Regions from separate parts of the Mus musculus genome. Here all the other regions are linked to region 3. The links are chromatin loops, found by intact Hi-C in ENCODE. Cell type or tissue: left cerebral cortex. All regions are shown on one strand. Region 1 overlaps Snca (synuclein, alpha). Region 2 has its middle 120 kb from the start of Snca. Region 3 holds the start of Snca (synuclein, alpha).

What was found. Peaks named below come from ENCODE experiments on the same cell type or tissue, not always from the same donor. Only the 100,000 strongest peaks of a DNase experiment are listed, where the experiment ranks them.
Region 1: it touches region 3 in a loop (2.9-fold over the local background); 3 of 42 quality-filtered maps call a loop at or near these places.
Region 2: it touches region 3 in a loop (11-fold over the local background); 3 of 42 quality-filtered maps call a loop at or near these places.

Annotation. Positions count from the first base shown.
Region 1 is chr6:60,725,332-60,733,331 of GRCm38, reverse strand. It overlaps Snca (synuclein, alpha), which reads left to right. Exons shown (of 6, transcript NM_001042451.2): 5 at 145-228; 6 at 1,171-1,759. The coding sequence ends at 1,203. Among named protein-coding and RNA genes, the nearest start is that of Snca, 100 kb to the left of the region's middle. In left cerebral cortex, no CTCF peak of the experiment used is centred here; DNase peaks (open chromatin) are centred at 1,940 and 3,023.
Region 2 is chr6:60,708,655-60,716,654 of GRCm38, reverse strand. No RefSeq gene overlaps it. Among named protein-coding and RNA genes, the nearest start is that of Snca, 120 kb to the left of the region's middle. In left cerebral cortex, no CTCF peak of the experiment used is centred here; DNase peaks (open chromatin) are centred at 1,582 and 4,691; H3K27ac peaks cover 218 bases.
Region 3 is chr6:60,823,117-60,831,116 of GRCm38, reverse strand. Snca (synuclein, alpha) reads left to right here and starts at 2,113. Exons shown (of 6, transcript NM_001042451.2): 1 at 2,113-2,393; 2 at 3,490-3,636. The coding sequence starts at 3,516. In left cerebral cortex, no CTCF peak of the experiment used is centred here; DNase peaks (open chromatin) are centred at 2,208, 2,624, 2,828, 3,646 and 2 more places; H3K4me3 peaks cover 3,798 bases; H3K27ac peaks cover 2,040 bases.

The DNA of each region.
Region 1 (8,000 bases), 98 kb after region 3:
GTACACTTAGAATCCATCAATAATACAGAAGAATGCACTTCTGATAACACTTCGTGCAGCACCTTGAAGATAAGGTGTCTTTTTCAAGCTGGTTTTCAGAAGTTAAAACACTCTCTTATTGTGCTTTCTCTTCCCTCTCTGTAGGGTGAGGAGGGGTACCCACAGGAAGGAATCCTGGAAGACATGCCTGTGGATCCTGGCAGTGAGGCTTATGAAATGCCTTCAGAGGTAAATGCCTGTATAAAGAAAACTAAGCAAAACACTTTAGGTGTTTAATTTGGAACACATACCATCAAAACCCTGCCACTATCAGATCTCTCTCACATTATGGTTGGCATAGTTCAATCAAGAAAATATTTTAGAGCAAATGATTTTAATCTTTGTGGGAGAGGGTAAGGGATATAGTAGGTCAAAATTAAAACATTCTAGAACAAGAGACTGGTAGTAACAAAGGCATATGGAAATGTCTGAGTAACAACGGGCAGTTATGAATCATGGTTAGAAAACAGAAAAATGACAGATTAAGGCTGAAGACATAACTAAGGTTTTAGACAAACTGTAGAGCCCCAAGTTACCATCATTTAAGTTTATTTTTACATTTGGAAAAAGAAGAGTTTGATGATAGGTTTAGTTTAACAGCACAATCCTAATTAGAGTTAATTTTGAGGAAGGCTATCAAATTCAGTTACATTGGGTCATTACTGTCATGAATGTTATCTGGATTTTGTCCAGGAGGCTTGGGCTTTCATGTGAAAGATCCTTCATGGAAGCAATTCATGAAGGTGGAGTGTTCTAATGGGGGAGAGAAAGGCGAAAGATGAGCTCTGGAGGAGGCTTCATGCAGCTTACCTAGGTGTGCACAGCTCACACTGCAGAGCAAAGGAGAGAATCCAGAGACCCTGCCAATTCACACTGCAGGAGGAGAGCACAGATCAAATGATATACCTAGAATTGGGCCTAATAATCTAACGGTGATGTCCTCTATAACTTACAGTTGATACGTATGAAAAAGCCAATAAATGTCAATGACAGATAAGTTCCAAACACTGCTCTGAGGATCAATTTTATCTGATTGAAATGATGAGCCCTCCCCCACTGTGAAGCAGACAGTTGATATCTGTCACTTCACTGACAAGGCATGCTGTTATTATTTTCTTTTCCTGATATTAGGAAGGCTACCAAGACTATGAGCCTGAAGCCTAAGAATGTCATTGCACCCAATCTCCTAAGATCTGCCGGCTGCTCTTCCATGGCGTACAAGTGCTCAGTTCCAATGTGCCCAGTCATGACCTTTTCTCAAAGCTGTACAGTGTGTTTCAAAGTCTTCCATCAGCAGTGATCGGCGTCCTGTACCTGCCCCTCAGCATCCCGGTGCTCCCCTCTCACTACAGTGAAAACCTGGTAGCAGGGTCTTGTGTGCTGTGGATATTGTTGTGGCTTCACACTTAAATTGTTAGAAGAAACTTAAAACACCTAAGTGACTACCACTTATTTCTAAATCTTCATCGTTTTCTTTTTGTTGCTGTTCTTAAGAAGTTGTGATTTGCTCCAAGAGTTTTAGGTGTCCTGAATGACTCTTTCTGTCTAAGAATGATGTGTTGTGAAATTTGTTAATATATATTTTAAAATTATGTGAGCATGAGACTATGCACCTATAAATATTAATTTATGAATTTTACAGTTTTGTGATGTGTTTTATTAACTTGTGTTTGTATATAAATGGTGGAAAATAAAATAAAATATTATCCATTGCAAAATCTTTCCTGGTTCCTTTTACTTTAGTAACAAAATCATGCATATCAGGAACATGAACATTTAATGACAACTGACACAGTGAACTGGAATGAAAAGTTGCAACATGTCTTAAGGAACCGAGGGGATTTAGAGATGGAACAGCAGGAAGGATTCTCCAGTGAGATTGAACACAGCCAGCTTTATCTACAGTTCTGCTCAGAGCTGTGGCTGCACTTGAGGAAACACTTCATTGGAACTAAAACGTGTGAGGGATAGTGAACTTTTACATATTCATAAGACACATTAGCATATCAGAGGCAGGCCATTGAAGAACCTTAATTTGGAATTTATGGCATGTATATGTGTGTGTGTGTGTGTGTGTGTGTGTGTGTATTTGTGTGTGTGTGTGTGTGTGTGTGTGTGTGTGTGTGTGTGTATAAAAGAACCCAGGAAATACCTTAAAACTCCTCAGGGACCCCAGGCAGTGGGCTATGTATATGATACCTTAGCAGGTACGCAAAGGTAAAAGCAAAATGGAACAAAAGGCAATGTCAATTTGTGAATAACAGGGATTTGGGAATATCTTTTAGGAAAAGGTTTCTTTAGATAGGCTTAATTACCCATGAATGAAGACAAAAACTTGACTGACTGAGAAATTACTCAGTTCATCTTCCTAATTATTCAGAAGAAAACCAGCAAAGCCACAGTGAAAACCACTTGCAGAGAGTACACTTTCTGTAACGAATATTGTTGCTCCTGTACGGTCATGAGTAATTGATGTGTGTTGGACAGTGACAGGAACAGAAGAGGAGTGGGAGACCATGAAGATAGCACCACTGGAACTTCCTTCTGCCCAGTTGAGAAAATACTATGGAGTGTTCAGTTGCATGTGTGCTTTGACCCTGGAAATAGGTGATAACTCCTTATCTAATTTATGTTTCCTTGAAGCTGATGAAGGATTCATTATTAAGGTAGCCCAGATGGTGTTTAGGGTACATTATATATTTACCGAAAGTACCCTCTTCTTAAAAAGGAAAGATACAAACAGAACACAATCAAATTGATGACAATGACAATGAGCAGTGTAGGACTGGAGGCAGACTGTGCTTGACCTTGAGAACTGCTATTGATGGGTATGGTATTGTAAAGCTCTTCTTCTCTTAAGCAGTGCCACGCTGTCAATGTGCGAACAGTTAATGAGTTTTTGCTGTTTAGCTTTCTTTTATCTTAAGAGTGTTTCACTCACCACCTAAAGGAAGCTCCTTAGTTCACACAAGCCCTGGTAGGAGTCCAGCCCTTGAGAAGTGCAGTCTGAGGATGCCTCTTGACTAGAGCTTTAGCTTTCCAGATTTAAATCCCAAGTCAGAGCTGTTTGATTTGTAATGAGTCCACGAAGGACTTTAAAGAAAGCCGTCCACAGCAGGCTTGGGCCCCACAATTGGCAGCACTACACAATCAAATGTACACTTTGGAATTTCAACTTTTGCCTTCTTTTCAAAAGTCTCTTCTCCAGATTGTAAGATGCAAGTATACTTCATAATTTGTATAGCTATTTGTGGCATAATGGAATTTATACATAGGGTGTCATACAACTAGTACACTTATAATCTATTCAGAGCCAGGAGGCTTATGGTTTGAGACACTGTCTCAGGAAACATATTCAGAATGTTTCTGCCTCTAATTCCTGGAGGAGTAATTTAAAAGCATTGTGATTTTATGTGCCATATGATTGCTAAGTGTGTCTCTTATTCTAATAACTGATCTATCGATATCTATCTATCTATCTATCATCTATCTATCTATCTATCTATCTATCTATCTATCAATCATCTATCTATCTATCTATCTATCTATCTATCTATCTATATCATCTATCATCTATCGATCTATCTCTCATCCGTGGTTTGCACATAGCTCCCAGTGCTAAGAATTTCTTAACTCTTGTTCTGATGAAATGCACACAATTTGGCTTCTGAAGCTGGCTGATGTATAAGAGAGAAAGGACTATATTTACCTCAATCAGCACAAGGATGGCAGTAGATATCTCTGTAAGAAAGAAGAGCAAAATGAAGAGCTAACTTAGCTAACCAAAGTTTGGCATGATAGATGAGGAGTTAGGCATTAAGGGCTAAAAATAGTAGAAAACTATATTTTTATGTTTGAATTTTGTAGAAGAATAAACAGTTTTATAGAACTATGGTTAACTTCAAATGTCATATCACCTAATGGAAATATACTGAGAGGGCTGACAAATCCAGTTTGTATTTTTCTTGCTTCTGTTAGTATTCTTTCCTTCGGAGATGGGTGAGTATTACTTGAGGGTCTTCAGAGATGGAAAGGTCAGAGAGAAGGAGGAAGGTAGGGGGGAGAGAGAGAGAGAGAAAGAGAGAGAGAGAGAGAGAGAGAGAGAGAGAGAGAGAGAGAGAGAGAGAGAGAGAGAGAGAGAGGAGCTTTCTGATTCCAAAGCTTTCTTCTGTTTCCCTCAGTTTCAAATACACAACAAGCCAAAGTGTTAACATATTTCAAGACATGTATTCTGAGTCCTGGCCTTGGGCAGCAGAACTGTGAAACCATGATTAGCAACTTAAAGCTTTTAGACCCTATTTCAGTCCCCCAGGAAGGGGAAAGATTTAGATCTTAAGATCCATCTTCACTATTTCTTTATAAAAGTCCCTATAAAAGGCTTAGGCAGCTTCTGGGCAATTGAGCAAACAGAGATGTCCTGAGGTTCCTAACACACACCTACGATGCTCTTTGTGTCTTTTTTATGTGGTTGCTCCTGGAGTCTATCTTTTGCAATAAACTGGTAATATACTGAGTAAGTTGTATATTATTACTCCTAAAAATCATTAAAACTAAGCAGAGAATCTTGGGAACCTCTAATTAAGGAACCAAGGTCAGAAGTTGGGAGTAACTTGAAGACCCAGTACTCACTACTGGCATCTTTTACTGGAGTTTTGTGGGACACTTTAGCCTGAGTGCAGTAATTTTTTTCTTTTTATAGGAGTCTGTGGTATTTAAACCCATCCCAAGGAAGAAAATACATTCTTCTAAAAACTTAGCATACTGCCCCTGGCATTGCCATGGGGAAGTTGTATTTCTATGTAGGATGAGTGTGTCTGCATTCTTTCTTCCTTGGGCATCGCAACACATCAGGACTGGCATGATCATGCTAGCCCTGTCCCTGAATTTGGATATACTTTAAGAAAACGTTATTTGACTAATATATATATTTAGGTGTGATTTTAATACATAATTTTAGGTCATTTAATTCTCAAAACAATACCAAGAAATTGAATTTTCTATCTCACTTATTACATGAACAAGATTAAGCACCTAATGGCTAAAGAGTTTGATCAAGACTACCTCTCCAGTAAGTGGAAGGATTTAGAGTCCCAGCCTTCACAAAGTCTCTAGAAGAAGAATGTGCCACTACATTAGAGAAATTTCTAAATGTCTGATCACTAGTGTGGATTGTACTGCTCAAGGTACAAATACTGGGATGCTTCTATTTTTCTTTATGTGCCTTTGTGCTATGAGAGTTTTATATCTGAAGAGATATTTCTTTTCTTCTCTCTTCTTTTCTTTTCTTTTCTTTTCTTTTCTTTTAATTGGATATTTTCTTTATTTACATTTCAAATGTTTTCCCCTTTCCAGGTCTCCCCTTCAGAAATTCCATATCCCATTCTCCTTCCCCCTGCCTCTATGAGGTTGTTCCCCCACTCACCCACCCACTTCTGTCTTTCCTCTCTGGCATTCCCCTACATTGGGGCATCAAACAACCTCAGACTCAAGAGCCTCTTTTCCCAGTGATGTCCAACAAGGCCATCCACTGCCACATATGCAGCCAGAGCCATGGGTCCCTCCATGTGTATTCTTTGATTGGTGGTCCCATCCCTAGGAGCTCCAGAGGGTATGGCTGGTTGACACTGTTGCTCCCTAAATGGAGCTGCAAAGCCCCTCACCTCCTTCAGTCCCTTCTCCAACTCCTCCATCAGGGACGCCATATTCAGTCCAATGGTTGACTGTGAGCATCTGCCTCTGTTTTTGTCAGACTCTGGCAGAGCCTCTCAGGAGGCATCCAAATCAGTCTTCCATCAGCAAGCACTTCCTGGCATCCACAATAGCATCCAGGTTTGGTGGCTATATATGGAATGGATCCCCAGGTGGGGCAGTCTCTAGATGGCCTTTACTTCAGTCTCTGCTCCACACTTTGTCTCCATATTTCCTCCTGTGAGTTTTTGTTCAACCTTCCAAGAAGGACTGAAGCATCCACATTTTGTTCTTCATTCTTGGGCTTCATAGGGTCTGTGAATTGAATCTTGGATATTCCAAACCTTTAGTACATATCATGTGTGTTCTTTTGTGACTGAGTTACCTCATTCAAGATGATATTTCCAAGTTTTATCCATTTGTCTGCAAGTTTCATGAAGTCATTGTTTTTAATAGCTGAGTAGTACTCCATCATGTAAATGTACCACATTTTCTGTGTCCATTCCTCTGTTGGGGGACATCTGGGTTGTTTCTAGCTTCTGGCTATTATAAATATGGCTGCTATGAACATAGTGGAGCATGTGTCCTTATTACATCTTCTGGATATATGGCCCGGAGTGATATAGCTGGGTCCTAAGGTAGTACTATGTCTAATTTTCTGAGGAACTGCTAGACAGATTTCCATTCTGATATTAGATAATCTTGTCACCCATTGACAGGTATTTTATTGTAGTTAAATGATGCATTTGCTGATGATCTTCCTCATTTATTTCCAGTAAAAACTGAAATATTGATGTAATCATAACAATAATCTGTCACAAGGCAAGCTTTGCCATGTCTCCATTGAATCATTGGCTTCTGCCAAATGGCCAAAGAAATAGATAAATTCTTTCTTTTCTTTTCTTTCTTTCTTTCTTTCTTTCTTTCTTTCTTTCTTTCTTTCTTTCTTTTTTTTTTTTTTTCGAGACAGGTTTTCTCTGTATAGCCCTGGCTGTCCTGGAACTCACTCTGTAGACCAGGCTGGCCTCGAACTCAGAAATCCGCCTGCCTCTGCCTCCCAAGTGCTGGGATTAAAGGCGCACGCCACCACACCTGGCGATAAATTCTTTCTTAACTAGGAATTTTAATTGTGTTTATTTATCAGTGAAAACCTAGTATATGAATGCATTACCATATTAAGGGAATAAGCTAAAAATTTCCATTGGCCAATGATATTGATCCTTTAATGTTTTGCGATAAAATTCTAATTTCTAGTTACACTTTGATAGAGTGAGGCCTTATTTTTATAGTTAGTGAAACATATGATAGAAGAGCTCAAAATGTAGCAGAACAGATATATCATCAGAACTTTTTGAAAGATGACTTTGTTTCCTTTAATCTCAACATTTCTTCTTCTTTGCTGCTCACATGGTCACTGTGTTAATCTTAGATCTCATATTAGAATCAGTTAAAAATATTTCTTCAAAGAGTTATACTTTGACTCTATAGTAACGCTGAACAATACAATTTAACTCTAAAATCATCCAGGACTGCAAAGGGGATTTCAAAATGCTCCACCAGAAACTAGAGATGAATATCCTAGGCTGATTACTCTTATGAGTTTTATGAAAGCATATTCTTGCATTATCTGAAAGGTCAGTGACCAGAAATCCCCATTGTTTCTATAGCAACATAGCAAAGTCATGCTGCCTTAGAAATCTGTTTCATATTAATTATGTTCCTTCAAGCCTTTTTAACTGCCTTTTGTAGGTAAATAAACACCAGGTTTATACCGTAAAAGGAGATAGACACGAACTCATGTTCATAAATATGGAAGTTAAGCTGGGATCTAGTAACGTCAAATCTAAGCAAATATAGTGGCAAATCTATGTGTTTATCTTAGGAAGGATATAATATTCTTGACTTAGAATAGACAATGATGCATGCTTGGGAGGCTGACCAGGGGAGTGTTGAAGACCCAGATATCAAAACAAGACCCTTAAAGATTGTCTAGCCTATTGCTAGTGGTAGTACAAACAAATAATTTGATACCCAGATGGGTACCTCTATTTATCGGTCAAAAATGCATATGGCAATCATAGTATGTCAAAGCATTGCTCCACAAAAGATAAATATTATGTAGCATGTTTTGGATTATTACTGGCTGATAGAAAATGGTCTGTGAGTCTGTGATGCTATTACTGCTTAGAATGAGTTATATTCTTAGAGTTCTGTAAGAAACATGATGTCAGATATGCTCAGTTATAGAATTTATATCTACTTTTAATAGAAAA
Region 2 (8,000 bases), 110 kb after region 3:
GAAGCAAAATACCAGTAAGGTAAAAATGTTCAAATAAAGCCAAGTAAAGCAATGTGAGATAAAAAGCTCTTCCAAAAAATAAAATAAAATAAAATAAAATCACTGAGTATATTTTGTGTTGGCCATCTACTGCTCAGCATAAGGTCCCATCAGTTAACCAGGCTAACCTCAAACTCATTGGCTCAAACAACTTTTTCCTCATCTTCCAAGTAGCAGGGACTACAGGCATGCACTACCATGTCCTGCTGTTTTGAAGTTATTAAAAAGACAAACACATTTTCCATTTATTCAACATTTCCATTTCTCCAAATTTGGTCTTGCTTTTGTTTTTGGCTCATTGTCTTAAAGTTCTGACATGCTACTTCTGTAATCATAGACTCTGAACATTAGATATAAATTGAGATTTTTGAACATGTATTATATGTTTTTATAGAGTAATTAAGATCTATTATAGCTAAAGTATTGTTAGAAAACTCTAGGGTGAGGTCTTCTCATCTTCAGTGGATTAAGAAAACGTCATAAAAGAAAAAAGTCAAAATTTTAAGAGTAAGATGCTATCAAACTAAAATATTGTTTAAGTAGACATGTTTACATTATAGTAATTCCTTCTAATACTACTGTGAAGATTACTGTAAAAACAAGTAAGACCTCAAAGAATAAGAGGCAAAAACATAAGTATTTATGAAACAAAATTCTAAGCATTATTATGATTGCAGAAATATTTTCTTGTACTTCATCTGAGATAGAATTTGATAACTTCCAAAACATCTTTTGATTCAGAATAACTTCATGGACATAGTTTTAAAATTTTGCAAAGCATCAAATAAGTATAATCTTACCTCAACATAACTCATATAGAGGAAAATAACATTAAAAGTGGGTCCCTTGCTGCTCAGATGTCTTTGGTAAGTCTCCTGCTGTACTCAATATTGTAGCTTTGGTGATCAATAACAACAGCAGGGAGACTCCAATGTGTCAGAAGTTTACACTATAGAAATACAATTTAAAAAGAAAACTATTTATTTTAATTTTCATTGTGTCCATGTGGATGTGCACACCAGTGCAGTATCCATAAAGTCTAAAAGAGGGTTTTGGATCCTCTGGAGCTGGATTGCAAGCTGCTACGATTCTTTCAGTGTGTCTGCTAGGATCTGAACTCAGGTCCACTGGAAGAGCACTGAGAACTCTTAACCATCGCTCCAGCCCCAAGAGTTTGTTGTACTTATATCATAATTCCTCATATTTTAGATGCAGTAAGTATCTGCAACACTCTTAAATTGCCTTCCCAGATCACTTAAAAGAGCCACAAGAGTAAAAAAAACACCTATTTAAACAAATGGTAAGAGTAAAACCTTAAAATTTAAATTATCCATGGTTAGATGCAAAAAAAGAAACAGAAATCTTAATTTTTAAGAGAGCTGAAAAGTTCAAAGTTTAGGTTTGCTTCTCATAGTGCCCATTGGTAGATTAAAGTATCACACTTAAATAATATGCAGATTTTGCATTTTACATAAAAGTTAATGGCCATATGTCTATGCAACTTTTTATGGCTGAACACATTTATATTTTGAACCACTTCTAAAGTGGATATGACCTAGAAAAGGTTAGGAAGCAGGAGAGGCACAATACTGTGTAATTGCTAGGCTTGCCTCATGAATCACAGTCTATCTTATTTTTATAGGATGTACTCTCTCCAGCATTGGTTCTCAGAGAGTTAGGTAAATATTTAAAAAACTGAAAGGTAAATTAAACTTCTGTACTGAAGTATTTTCCAGAACTGTTAGCAGGTTTGGATGTAAACTTTCGTATTAATTCCTTGGGATTTTCATAGAATGTATTTTGAGCTTATTGATCCCACATTCCATTCCCAAACTCCTCCCATATCCATCTTACCTCCCAACTCCTCTCAAATTCATATTTCTTCCTCTTTTCTTATTTTTAAACAACTGAGTCCTTTTGTGCTGCCCATATACTTATGGATGTGGGGGCATGAACTGGAACATAGTTCATGTACCAAATTCCAAGCCCTTAAAGAAAATTCTCTCTCCCTAAGAAGCGATCAGCTGTCCATAGCTTCTAAGTTATGAGTGGGAGCTTATGAACTCTGTCCATCTCCATGTTATATTGACTGCCTTGATATTTTGTGGGTCTCAGGCAGTCCATACAGAGTGAATTTTAGGTTTTCTTCATTTATTAGGGCAAGGCTGTCTTGGTCTGGATATCCTTTCAAATTTCTCCCTTACTAGTCAGCTGATTTACGAGGGAAAAACAGGAGGTATAATATTACCAATAAGTATGTGTCAGGGACTTCACATCAGCTGGTATATGCTTCCTGTATGGTGGCTCAGTGTCTGAGAAATCTCAGGGGTCCAGGTTAGTTGAGACTTCTGGTTTTCCTCTAGGACTACCCTCCTCCACAGTTTCTTCCAGGCTTTCCTTAATTTAACTACAGGGGTCACCAGATTCTGTCCATTGGTTGGGTGTAAATATCTGCACCTGACCTTTTCAGTTGCTTGTTGGGCCTTTCAGAGGGCAGTCATGTTAGGCTCCTGTCTGTAAGCACACCATAGGATCAGTAATAGTGTCAGGCCTTGGACTCTTGAGATAAATCCCAAATTGGGGCAGTCACTGGACTGCCTTTCCCTCAGTCTCTTCTCCATTTTTGTCCCTGAAGTTCCTTTTGACAGAAACAATTCCTGGTTAGAGATTTTGATATGGGATGGCAACCACATCTGTCTTTCTCCTGGAGGTTGTCTCTACAAGTTCTCTCTCCTACTGTTGGGCATTTCATCTAAGATCCCTCTCTTTGAGTCCTGAGAGTATCTTACTTCCCAGGTTTTTGGTACATTCTAGAAGATTCCCCCACCTCCCATCTCCTGAGGTTGCTTGTTTTCCATTCTTTCTGCTGCCTCTCTGGGCTTCTCTCCTGTTTTCTTCCATCACCAATACCTGATTATGTTCCCCTTTTCCCCACCCTCTCCCCTTTCCCAGGTCCCTTCCTCCCTCTGCCTCCTGTGATTGCTCTTCTCCCTCCCAGGTGGGACTGAACCATCCTAACTTGGGCCCTTCAGCTTGCTAACCTTCTTGGGTTCTGTGAATTGTATCCTGGGTATTCTGTACTCTCTTTGGCTAATATGCACTTATTAGTGTTCACAGCAGCCTTATCTGCCTATTAGGAATGAGGGCATAATGAGGTTTGAAGGCAAGTGGGTAGAACTAGAAAAATATTCTGAGTGAGGTAACTCTGGCCAAAAAGGACATGTATGGTGTATTTACTTATTGATTCTTCATATATAAAAAGTTATATTGACATTATCTAGGGGTGGCTATGAAAACTGGTATTACTCCTTATTTTAAGATGACAAGGCTGTCATTATGACATCTTAGAGATTCTGTATTGTTAAAAAAAACCCTTTATCAATATGTGACTATTTCAAATACTAATCTGTCCTTCAGTTTACTGTGTCCTTCCCAAGCTATCTTGTCACTAGCTAGAACATAAAATTAACAAAACTTAGTAGGGTATACTGAGCAGTAGAAGTGATGGACATAGTCTAATTATATCACAAAAGGTATATTCATGAAAATATTATTTTCATAAGCTAGAATGCATGGAGTTTTAGTATGAATATTGTTAAATTTTTATTTAATTATGGTTAATAGAAGCACTTTTATCTGAAAAATTTTTTCAAATAAATCTCTCTCTCTCACACAGTGAATCTAATAGGTTATGAACCAAATGGATTTAACAGACATCTATAGAACATGTCACCTTAAAACAAAAGAATAGACCTTCTTCTCAGCACCTCATGGTACCTTTTCCAAAATTGACCATATAATCAGTCACAAAACAAGCCTCAACCAATACAAGAAGGTTGAAGTAATCCCATGCATGCTATCATATCACTATGGACTAAGACTGGTCTTTATAACAACAAAAACAACAGAAAACCCACATACCCATGGAAACTGAACTCTACTCAGTGATAACTTGGTCAGGGAAAAAATAAAAGAAGACCCTAGGGCCTGGAGAGGTGGCTTAGCAGTTAAGAACACTGACTGCTCTTCCAAAGGTCCTGAGTTCAAATCCCAGCAACCAAATGGTGGGTCACAAAACATCCATAATGACATCTGATGCCCTCTTCTGGTGTGTCTGAAAACAGCTACAGTGTACTTACATATAATAATAAATAAATCTTTGGGCCGGAGCAAGCAGGGTCAGAGCAAGTAGAGGTCCTCAGTTCAATTCCCAGCAACCATATGATGGCTCACAGCTACAGTGTACTCATATACATAAAATAAATAAATCTGTTAAAAAAAAAAGAAAACAAACAAAAAAAATCTCTCTCTCTCTCACTTGCTTTGCTGTGCTACAGATTAAATTTGGATTGTTCTATCATTATTAATCATTATTAGAAAGCTGGGGATGTGGAAATGGCATCAGTGGTAAACACACATGATAAAGATAGGCTACAGGCATTAGTTAAGATTCTTACCCTTGAAAGTAACAGACACCATCTGGGTCTATGTTAAATAAGTCTGCTCTTTCAGAAGATGCTAGTGACTATTCCAAAAGAGAAGGCAGAGCTCATCAGGGACAGGACAGGTTTCTGAAGTGCCCAGGTCTGTACCGCTACTGTAAGACTCAGCCACCAGACCAGAAGCTTCTGTGTCTTTCAGTCTCACTAACCAAATTCTTGTGTTGGTCTGGCTGCCAGAGTTAAATGAGGCATATTAGATACAAGCAACTTGGTAGAGCTGTGAATGGAAGAACCCCATCGCTAGGTATGAGGTGTAAGTCCTAGAAGGGAGAGCTCTTAGAAATACATGCACAGGCTAAGAGCTACTTCTACGACTGAAAAAGCAGAGTATGGCAGTTTATTAGTTAAACTGTACTGACTATCAAAACTGATAAATACACATTTAAGGTATTATGTCTTCAGCACCAAGGGACAGATTATCCATGTGTTTCGTCATGCAAATAACAGACATGCCCAGGTTTTTCCCCTTCTAATGCAGATACAAGCAGCCAAAATGCTTTCACTGTTATTTTGGAAAGTAAACATTGAATTTTAGAAATCATCTCAGTTTGCTGTATTGTTCATTCTTTCCCTACTGAGACATTTGTCAAATCTTGGCTGCATCAATTGCCCTGAATTTTCTAAGAACTTGAAAGCTTTGCTGAAAAGCAATTTTATAGAAAAATAGAGTGATTTTCTATGTAATAGTATAATTATCAATAACATCTGGGCTCAGTCCTTCTGCAAAAGGACAAGCTAGGGTTTCCTTCTGAAGTGTGTGAGCTATGGAGCCTTCAGTACTCTTAGATAGAAGGATTTTACCCTATTATAAACTTCTGATGAAAATGTTCCTTTAAAGTGCTCTCTAGAGAAGTTGTTAATTGTGTGTCGTCTTAGTTCGGGTTTCTATTCCTGCACAAAACACCATGACCCAGAAGCAAGATGGGGAGGAAAGGGTTTATTCAGCTTACATTTTCCACATTGCTGTTCACCACCGAAAGAAGTCAGGACTGGAACTCATGCAGGTCAGGGAGCAGGAGCTGATGCAGAGGCCATGGAGGGATGTTTTTTACTGGCTTGCTTCCCCTGGCTTGCTCAGCTTGCTTTTTTTTTTTTTTAATAGAACCCAAGATTATCAGCCCAGGGATGGTGCCACTCACAATAGGCCCTCCCACCCTTGATCACTAATTGAGAAGATGCCTTACAGATGGATCTCATGGAGACATTTCCTCAAGAGAGACTTCTTTTTCTATGATAACTCCTGCTCCTGTCAAGGTGACACACAAAATCAGCCAGTACCTGTGCTATACTTATTTATATCAGCATTCAAAATTTACCAAGGACTGAAGTGATTCTTCACATGATACACATATGAGAAAACAAACAAACGAACAAAGCCCACTGAGCCTTCCCAATAATTACATATAAGCCCTTTATTTTTAAACAACAAAACCTCATAGTTATTCTTTTGCTCATCAGAGTAATATCATAAAGAAACTGAGTAATTTTTGAGGGTTACAGTTAACTAAGGAGAGAACAGTGTTCGGTGCTGTTATAAAAGCATACCATAATAGAAATAAACCAATATTTGCTTTCTTGCCTCTTATAATAACAAAACACTTAACTCCTTTAATGAACCCCTTTTGTTAGTTCTTGTGATTGATGGATGGATAGCAGGAAGTGGCATGCTCTTTGTCTGAGCAGATGAATGCTAAGCTGAAGTGATATCAGGGGGATTGAGCAAAGCAGACAAGACAAAAATAGAATGGAATTCTTTGTACATTCACTCGTGCTTTCAGAGGAAGGACCATGGACCAGCAGAGTCTGAACAGTAGCTGGGAAGCACAAATGTCAGTGAAGAGAGGGATGCTTTGCTGTCAGGCACACTGGTGAATGGCATGTGTGCAGACAGCAGGGTTGTTTCACAAACAGCATCTCTCTTGTCCTTTCTTCCTTTGGGGGAGAATAACGTACTTGAAACCTCTGAGCCTCTATGGAGGGATACAAACAAGCCTCAGTGACATCCCCTCTGTAGAAGTGTGCTATCCTGTCTTGAGGGGAATTGCACAAGAAAGAAAGAGCAGGATTTTCTGTGAGCTTAGATAAGGTGTGTGTGTGTGTGTGTGTGTGATGGATCCCATTATGTTCCAGCACTTAAAGAAGCATAGATGACATCCTTTGCAAGGCATAAGCAATTCAGTTGCATGTGTTTTGTGCATATGTAATATGTGAAGATGATAACTTCATATATTAACAATAATAACATAGTAATCTTTATCTAGTTGACTTAAAATGAACCTAGAGCTCTAACTGGAATTTATTTTATTACATGTGGAGATATATATGCCAAGGATTTTACTGCTCAATTCTAAGGAACCTGAGCAAATGAAGTATAGTCAGGAACTATGTATATTGGACTGAAGTGACCATAACTAAATATAAGATAATCATTTAATTAGCTGAAATCTACTGCTTATTGTGAATTAGATTCATTCGATACGATAGAAGTCAGTTTAGCTGTTTTAGAATTGAAATTTAAAAGCTTCTGCATAGTAAAGAAAATAGGCAATCAGGTCAAGTGACAGTCTACTAAATGAAAGGACATCTTTGGTAGCTATATATATGACACAGAGTCAGAGGGTTATCATCTAGAACATATGAAGAACTGAACAAAAAACCCATAAAACAAAACCAACAAAATCCAAAAACGAAACAAGACATCAAGCGCAATCAACAAATGAGTTAATGAAATGATCAAAAGTTCTCAATGGAAGAAAAAGAAAGGATCACCACAATAAAAATATGTTCAGTCTTACTAGCTATCAATGGAATGAAGATTAGAACTAGACTGTGATAAATATTATTCCTGTAAGAATGGCAGTCACTATGAAAGCAATAACAAATTCTGGCAACATACTGACAGGAGTCCTTTCGTACACTGATGGTGGTAATGTGAAGTTGACTAGCCACTAGGAAATCAGCATGGAGGTCCGTACAAAGCTAAATATGGCTCTAGCATACACCCCATCTTCAACACTCAAGGGTATTGGTCCAAAGGCTTCCAAATCAATATACCACAGGGACACTTATTCTTCAATGTTTCCTGCAGATTTATTCACAATGGCCTATTAAGTAACCTTACTAGATGCCAACAAGAGAGAAAGCAATAAGTATATGCACAATGGATTTGTAAGGCATAAAGAAGTTATACTTTTCAGAGGAAGATAGATGCAACTAGAGATATTCATTTTAAATGAGTTTAAATCAGGCTCAGAAGGACAAATATTTTCTTTCATCACAGTTCCTAAATTTTTTTATGTCTATGACATGAAAATAGAATTGAAACTGTTTAGTAGAGCCAAGAACTAAAAGGAGGAGCTGAGAGAGAAACAAGGCAGGCATTAGAAATTTTATTTACAGGGGAACGCCAGGGCCAAGAAGTGGGAGTGGGTGGGTATGCGGGACTTTTGGGATAGCACT
Region 3 (8,000 bases):
TAATTCAATGTAGAATATCATTTGATGCCATCCTGGGTATTTCAGTCATTCTCACATTTATTAATGTGTGCTAGAATGTTCCCAGATGGAAAAACATGAAAAGCTTAAATCTCTAGAAGGAGAGAAGTCGATAGTGACAGAGTAGCCATGCTGAAGGCACAGAATGATGCTTGTGGAAGCTGGTGATATTTATGTAGGAATCTTAGTCTCACAACTGTAAATATGTTTAAATGTTTTACATTCTAAAATTTTAGAGGAGAGGTGTCATCTCAATTCACTTTCTCTTCTATAATAGAAAAAAAAAAAACCTGGCTAAATAGAACATAACTTGGTAAAGTTCTGAGAGGCAGAAAACCAACGCCCAGACGCAACCAAAACAGGCCTGGCAAAACATTATCCCGAGGAAACGTTTGTGTCCTCTCATCTGGCTTTAGACTATTGACAAATAGACCCCAAGAAATTGGAAGTCCTCCAGGAATTTGCTGAGGGAAGGAAAAGGCTGAAGCCTTGTGTCAATTACAGGGTGAGCATGTCTCCCAGGAAGAAATATCAGATATCAGATACTTAGTCAGACCTCCTTGCAGAAGAGACTGGAGCGGAGACAGAGACAGTAGCTGGAAGCACACTTTGACCTACTGCTTAGTCATACATACATCCTGACCTCTATCTAAACAAGATGAACTTGGGGCACTAAACCTCTGTTCCTCTTCTTAACGTGGCCACATTGAATTACTCCCATTTCTAGTATTTCACTATTTATATGTCACTTTACCTGGCTGGTTGAGGACAGGTGTCCTAACTTGGCAGGATGGGGATGCTAGAGCCCAGGATCTAACCCTATCTACTGCAGAGGTGCCACCTTTTCCTTTAATTTCAAGTAAACATGGTATGTGCCACTAGTGTGTAGGAAGGTTGATTTTTAAAGGGAATAAGAATTGAAGGCGTTGCTTAAACAGTTAATTTCTGTCACATTACTTGTACTCTGCATTTGTGGTTTTATCTGCCTCCTTCCTTTATAGCATGCCAAACAAGCTGCTTGTCCCTTGTTTCAAATGCTTTTTTAGACTTCAATTTATTTATTTATTTATTTATTTATTTATTTATTTTTCAGGATTCAGAAGTCAACTGACTTCAAGGATCAGAGAAAGCATTCCCTCCTACGACCCCCCCCCCCTTTTAATACAGTAAACGCTTGATTTAGCTTCCAGTGCCCAACACAAGTTCAGAATACAAGAAAGGAAAAGCAAGGCACTCTGCTGGGGGAGGAGCTTGGCACTCAAATCCACTCTGCTATAAAACAGTGGTATTCTGCTCATCTCAGAGAGAAGTGGGAACGTGTTAAGTAACACAGAAATTGTCTCAAAGCCTGTGCATCTATCTGCGCGTGTGCTTGGATTGGAAGAAGAGTCTGTTCGCTGGAGCTCCACGCAGCCAGAAGTCGGAAAGGTAAGAGGTGTGCAAAATCTGCCATTAAGTAGGGACTAAGGAAGAAACTGCCTGTGATGGTCCCAGAGGGTGAATCCCACAGCCGCTACCTTCCTATCCTGTAACTCTATAGTAAGCCACTTTCTCAAGTGCAAAAAAGCCTTGAGGCAGCTGGTTTTCGACGGTTGGGGGATATTTATTCCTTGCTCCACAGATGGGGAAAAAAAAATCAGCGTCTGGCAGCCGCTGATTGGTGGAAAAGAAAATGGTGATAGTGGAGTGGGAATGAGGATTTGCTGAGCCTCCCCCTGCTTCTTCGACCTGTAACTCTTCCTTAGTCGGCTCCCCTTTGCACCCAGAACCCTTTTAGACTCCTCCGGGGTAAAAACAAATGGAAATCTTAAGCTGTGTGAACAAAAGCAACCCCAAGGGTGTGTGCTCCCTCTCCATTGCCTGGCTCCGCACACAGACCATTTCAGGCGGTCCAGCTCTCTGGTGTGGCATCTGGGCTCGTCCTGGAGGAGGGGGTCGCCTAGAGGAACTGGGAACAGACTGAGGCAGGGAAGGAGGGGGGTGGGGCAGGAGAGGCGCCAGCTCAAGTTCAGCCACGATAAAACTGAGGGCCCTCTGAACTCGAGGGGAGGCTCAGGCCGTCCTCTCTTCCTTCCATCCGGGGGAATGTGCTCCAGATACCCACAGCCCTCACGCACCGCACCTCCAACCAACCCGTCCCCTCCCTAGGAAGAGGAGCGAAGGCACGAGGCAGGCGAGGGGCGGGGAGAGGCGCTGACAAATCAGCTGCGGGGGCGACGTGAAGGAGCCAGGGAGCCAGAGCGCCCGGCAGCAGGCAGCAGACGGCAGGAGACCAGCAGGTGTTCCCCCTGCCCCTGCCTGCCCTTGCCTCTTTCATTGAAATTAGATTGGGGAAAACAGGAAGAATCGGAGTTCTTCAGAAGCCTAGGGAGCCGGTAAGTACCTGTAGATGGGGCAGCTCTGGGGATCTTAGCTAGCCGGAGCAAAGAGCCGGGACGCCTAGAGAAGACCAACTACAGCTGCTTTGGCGGTGGGGACTGGGCCAGTGCGTGGAAAGTACATCACTCGGCTTTCCTTTCGCTGGAGACATGCCCTTCCATCCTGTCAAAGCCCGAGGGAAAGGCCAGGTTGCCTGTGGCATCTGCTTTTTCAAGCGGAAACGCTAGGGTGTTTCATGTTGAGTGCTGGATGGTGGAAGCTTAGTGCTGGGCATTGGGTGGAATTTGAGCATCCAACTTTCATGCTCCAACCCCAGGCATTTCAGCTTCTTTCTGTAGAGGAAGAAGGGTGCCTTTGGCCCATGATTAATAGAAGTGCAGAGGACAGTAGGCAACAGGTGATAAAGGGTTAATGAGCATGGGGTGCAGGGTCTTCTAGAGGATTCCAGCTGAGGACAGAGCTTCTTGGTTGGGTGGTGCTCAAGTGAGACTGCTCAAGTGTATGGACAGCGCCTGCTCTGGGCAGATAGCAGGCAAAGAGCTAGTGGTGGGCAGAAGGTCTTGCAAGATTAGAAAGGCTGGGCTTCAAGCAGTTCCCTACTTCTAGATTAAACAGTTCCCCTCCCTTCCTTCTCCAAAGACTGACTCCTCTCTGGGTCTTTTATCCTCTTGCCCCCACTCCATCTCTGTACGCCCACCTCCCATGTTCCTTTTCTAGATAGTCTTTTTACTTTGAATGTAACCTTTGGGCCCTGGGAACTTGATGGGGTAGAGGATGCCCACCTCCCCTTCTGCAACTCTTCTTCTGAAATATGTATGTAAGAGCAGTCGAATGATCAAACTAGATCCATCCCATCCTTAAGTGACATGACTTTTTCCTAGTATTGAGTGACATAACTCAACAATCAATCAACACTGTGCCCAGCACCCCCACATCCCCCCACCCAAGAAATCACACTTACACCAGGACTTGGGGGAAGGCATACTGATTTTTCCCCCTCAATTTCCTTTCTTTCTCTAGCTGTTTTAAACCTTATTATTATTATTTTTTTACCCAAATTTTCTAATTCAAAATGTATTCTGTATTCTCTAGTGTGGAGCAAAAATACATCTTTAGCCATGGATGTGTTCATGAAAGGACTTTCAAAGGCCAAGGAGGGAGTTGTGGCTGCTGCTGAGAAAACCAAGCAGGGTGTGGCAGAGGCAGCTGGAAAGACAAAAGAGGGAGTCCTCTATGTAGGTAGGTAGTGACACTGTGACTAATGAATTGGGGTGGCTGGTGTGTGGTGTCTGATTCGTGTGCATCACAGCTTCTCAGAAGAGTGACAGCTGTGTGGAGGTGAGAGAATATGAACCTGCATATTAGCTCTCAGAAACAAACAGGGACAATGTTTTCTGTCCTTAGATTCATTAATCTTGTTATTTATGTAGGTTTTTTATTTGGTTTTCTGTTTCTGTGTATGAATACACTGAATTTTAAAAATTGGCAACCCATGAAAAATAACCAAGAATATGCTTATGAATCAAAGACATGTATGGCAGTAAGCCTGGTGGCATTTGGGAAGTGGAGGCCCAAGGACCAGGAGTTGATGGTCATCTTCAGCTACACAGAGAATTTGATGCCAGCCTGAACTATGTGAGAACACACACACACACACACACACACACACACACACACTCACACTCTCTCTCTCTCTCTCTCTCTCTCTCTCTCTCTCTCACACACACACACACTCACACACACACACAATACACACACACACACTCTCTCTTACACACACACATACACACATACACACATACACACACACACATACACACACACACACACTCACACACACACACAAAGAAATAAAGAAATAAAGGAAGGAAGGAAGGAAGGAAGAAAGAAAGAAAGAAAGAGAAAGAAAGAAAGAAAGAAAGAAAGAAAGAAAGAAAGAAAGAAAGAAAGTGAGCCACAAGTACTCATGGGACTTTGATTTCTTTCATCATCACTATAGGTAATACCTGCTAAGTTTAATAAATTATAAAGCTTTAAACAATAGTTTTGCATAATTTTATTTTACAACTGTGAAAATACAACTCCTTTGACCCTCAAATAGAAGAAAGAAAGCAAGTCTTCTTTGGTGGATCTCCTTTTAGGGATCACTTGGTCAGTGGGAACAGCGGGACTTAAGGAACTTCAGAAATGTTTGTTTAGTTCACCTGTCAGAGATCATACATGCTGAACAGTAAGAGGTTGATATTTAGTGCCATTTTCTGCCTGACTGTACACATTGAAAGGAAGGCCAACACTCCCTTTCTCTGTCTTTCCCTGTGTTAAATTGGCTGTAACTTTACAAATCCCTTCTAGTACTTTCATGGAAGGAATAGACACCCATGCACACATGCTTATCCCCAGCAGAGACACAGGTGCACATGGGAGCACAGTTGCAGGGTTCATCTACCTCTCTTTCCTCCTGTGAACACTGTTTCCACCTTCTTAGGAGGGCATCTCTCTTGGTGGAAGACTCAGGGTAAACATTCAGGCTGAAAAGGAGCAGAACAGGTGGCAAAAGTGATGCAGATGCTACCCAGAGTACCAATCGGGGGAAGCCATGCTGACCCTCCAAACGATCAGTGAGGAATTGATACTTGTAAACATTTTCATGAATGTGTCTTTTCATTGAAGTTTCTAGCAGATCACCTTTCCTAATTCTTCACAGAATAATTTTACATTGAATTAATTCTCTTTTTCTACTTAAAACATCCTTTCAGAAAGTCTTGTAATGAGTATTGTAAGAGAAGGGTGTCAATGAGCTAATTTTAGAGTGTTTTTTTTTTAATGAATTGTGAAGTATAATGTTTTAGATAGAATTCAGAATATAAAAGCAGTAATTTGTAGATTTGGGGAAAAACTCAATTCTTCCACAACTACAGGCTTGTGACTGATTTTTTTTTTTTTTACTTCAGTTGCTTAAGAAACATATCTGTAGATCACTAATTTAAAGCAAATTTAGAAGTTGTTGAATATTAATTTAGTATATTACTCTTTCTGGATAATAAATGGATTTTGTCAAGCAGAACACTTCTTTGTTTTTATTGTTAATTTTGAGTTTGGGCAAATAAAGTGATTATATTTTTCAAAGATTAATTTTGTTGGTCTCTGTGAGGCCATTATATTGAAAGTGTAATTTTAATATGTCTAATATTATTAAAATTATCAATGTCTGTTATTATATTTAAAACATGTTTAATTAATCAATTGCTTATTATGTTCTGGAATCTAATTAAAAGCTGAACACATGCATAGAGTTTGGGATGAAGAGTAATGTGTGAAGATAAGAATGATAGCTCAGATATTTGTCAACTTCTGTTAATGTTCCAACACATATTAGAAAATCTGTCATAGATAATCAGCTGTACTGTTGGCTATACTGATTATTGCTTAGATAATCAACTGTGCTGTTAAAGTATGAAAACAACCATAGGCAAAAAACAGTGTGACTCTGCCTCTGTCTTTATTGACTCAGAGACTATAGAGAAATGAAAGGAATGTAGACTCTGGACTTGACTTGATACAGACAGAAATTTAATTCAAGCCACATGATTTCTGCCTTTAGCATCTGCAGGAGGTAACTTGATATCTTTGAGTCTCCTCCCCTTTTTCACATACACATAGTTCATAAAAATGCAACTGCTTTGTAAAGTTACTAAAGTTATGTAGTTAAGGTAGTAACTGAGTGCACTTTCATATTTAGGAAACTTGAATCTTGTCAGAGAAGTTGTTCAATCTATCTGTTACTCAGTCAACCTAATTTCTTACTTTTTATCCAAGATATGAAACTATTATTAATACCTAACCTGAAGGATTAGAAATAATCTGGACTTTGGACATAGCTCCCGTGGCACAGTGCTTGTCTGCCAGCATGCAGCCCTGGGTTCTATTCCCGTACCAGAAAAACAAAAGATTAAAAATAAAAGGTTAGAAGTAATCAAAGAAAAACAATGTAAACTTCAGCACTTATGGCTGAAAAGGCTTGGCAGAAGTCTCATCTCATCTCTAATAACAAATGCCTTGGACAACTGCCTTTCAATGAATTGAAGACCTGCCATACTAATCAGTGTGCTGATTGTCTCTGTGATATTTGCACAAAAAATTCAATTAACATATTTTAGCTTCATAATCAACAGTCTCAATGGCGTGATGTATAATTATAAATTGAATTTAAAGTCAAAAAGTTTTCTTCACTTCATGTTAGTTTTATTAATACTATAAAGAAAATCACCTTCAAGTTCTGTTTCACTGCCTGGTGAAGAGCTGTGGTCACACATCTAACTCCTAAGTCTCACATGTGAGACTTAACTACATGTTGCTAAGTAGTCAGCATATAAACCAATGATATGACTCATTTCTCACATTCCTCTTAGGTCCGTATCCTTGTAATATTCCAAATAAACAAGACAGGGTGGGGTGGAAGGCAGGGTACATTTCTAGGCTCAGAGAAGCCATTATTATATTGTTCCCCAGCTTCCATATCTTACTTCTTATTTGCTACTTGATGACTAATTTTTTTTTGCTATATCTTATCAGTTAGATCTCACCTGTAAACTGAAGATAAACTATCATTTATAACTTAGCTGATAATTAGGATAACAAAGGTGAGAGGTATGGTTTGAGATACAGGGCCTTCAAGACTCATTTGTCTTTCATTAAAGAGGCATTCCATGATTTTACCAAACGTCAAATTCTCTGTTACTGCTGAGGCAAAGAAGACAGACAAGAGACCAGCCAGTGAGCATTAGTTTTCCTTGGTCATGCTTTTTTTTTAATTGGGTATTTTATGTATTTACATTTTAAACGTTATCCCCTATTCTATTCTAAACCCCTTCCCTGGCTTCTATGAGAATGCTCCCCTGCCACCCATATACTTTCACCTCACGGCCCTGGCATTCCCCTACACTAGCGAATCCAGCCTTCACAGGTCCAAGGGCTCTTCTTCTATTGATGCCAGACAATGCCATCCTCTACTACATATGCAGCTGGAGCTATGGGTTCCTCTATGTGTACTTTTTGGTTGGTGGTTTATGGGAGCTCTGGAGGGTCTTGTTGATTGATATTCCTATGGGGTTTCAAAATGGTTGGCTTCCAGCATCCGAATCTGTATTGATCAGGCTCTAGCCGAGCCTCTCAGGAGACAGCTGTATCAGGCTCCTTTCAGCAAGCAGTTCTTGGTATTAGCAGTAGTGTCTGGGTTTGGTGTCTGCAAATAAAATGAAGCCTTTCCTTCAGTCTCTGCTCCACTCTTTGTCCCTGTGTCTCCTCTAGACAGGAGCTCTTAAAGCTTGTTGTAGTGAAGATGATACAGAAGAGTTGAGTTCTCTCACGCAAGCTGTTCTACTACTTGTGCAGGGTGCCCTGCCCACCACCATTTCCAGTTGTGATGTGAATAGCACCTGTCTCATAAAGCACAACTTAAACACCTGTGATTGCAGTGCATAAATTAATAGTAATTATTCGAGGTACAAACTTTACTGCTAGCACTTCACCCTAAAAATTATCGCAAAAATAATGAAAGCCCAATGTAATTGGTGACTACATTAAACTACTTCTTTCAGAATTTG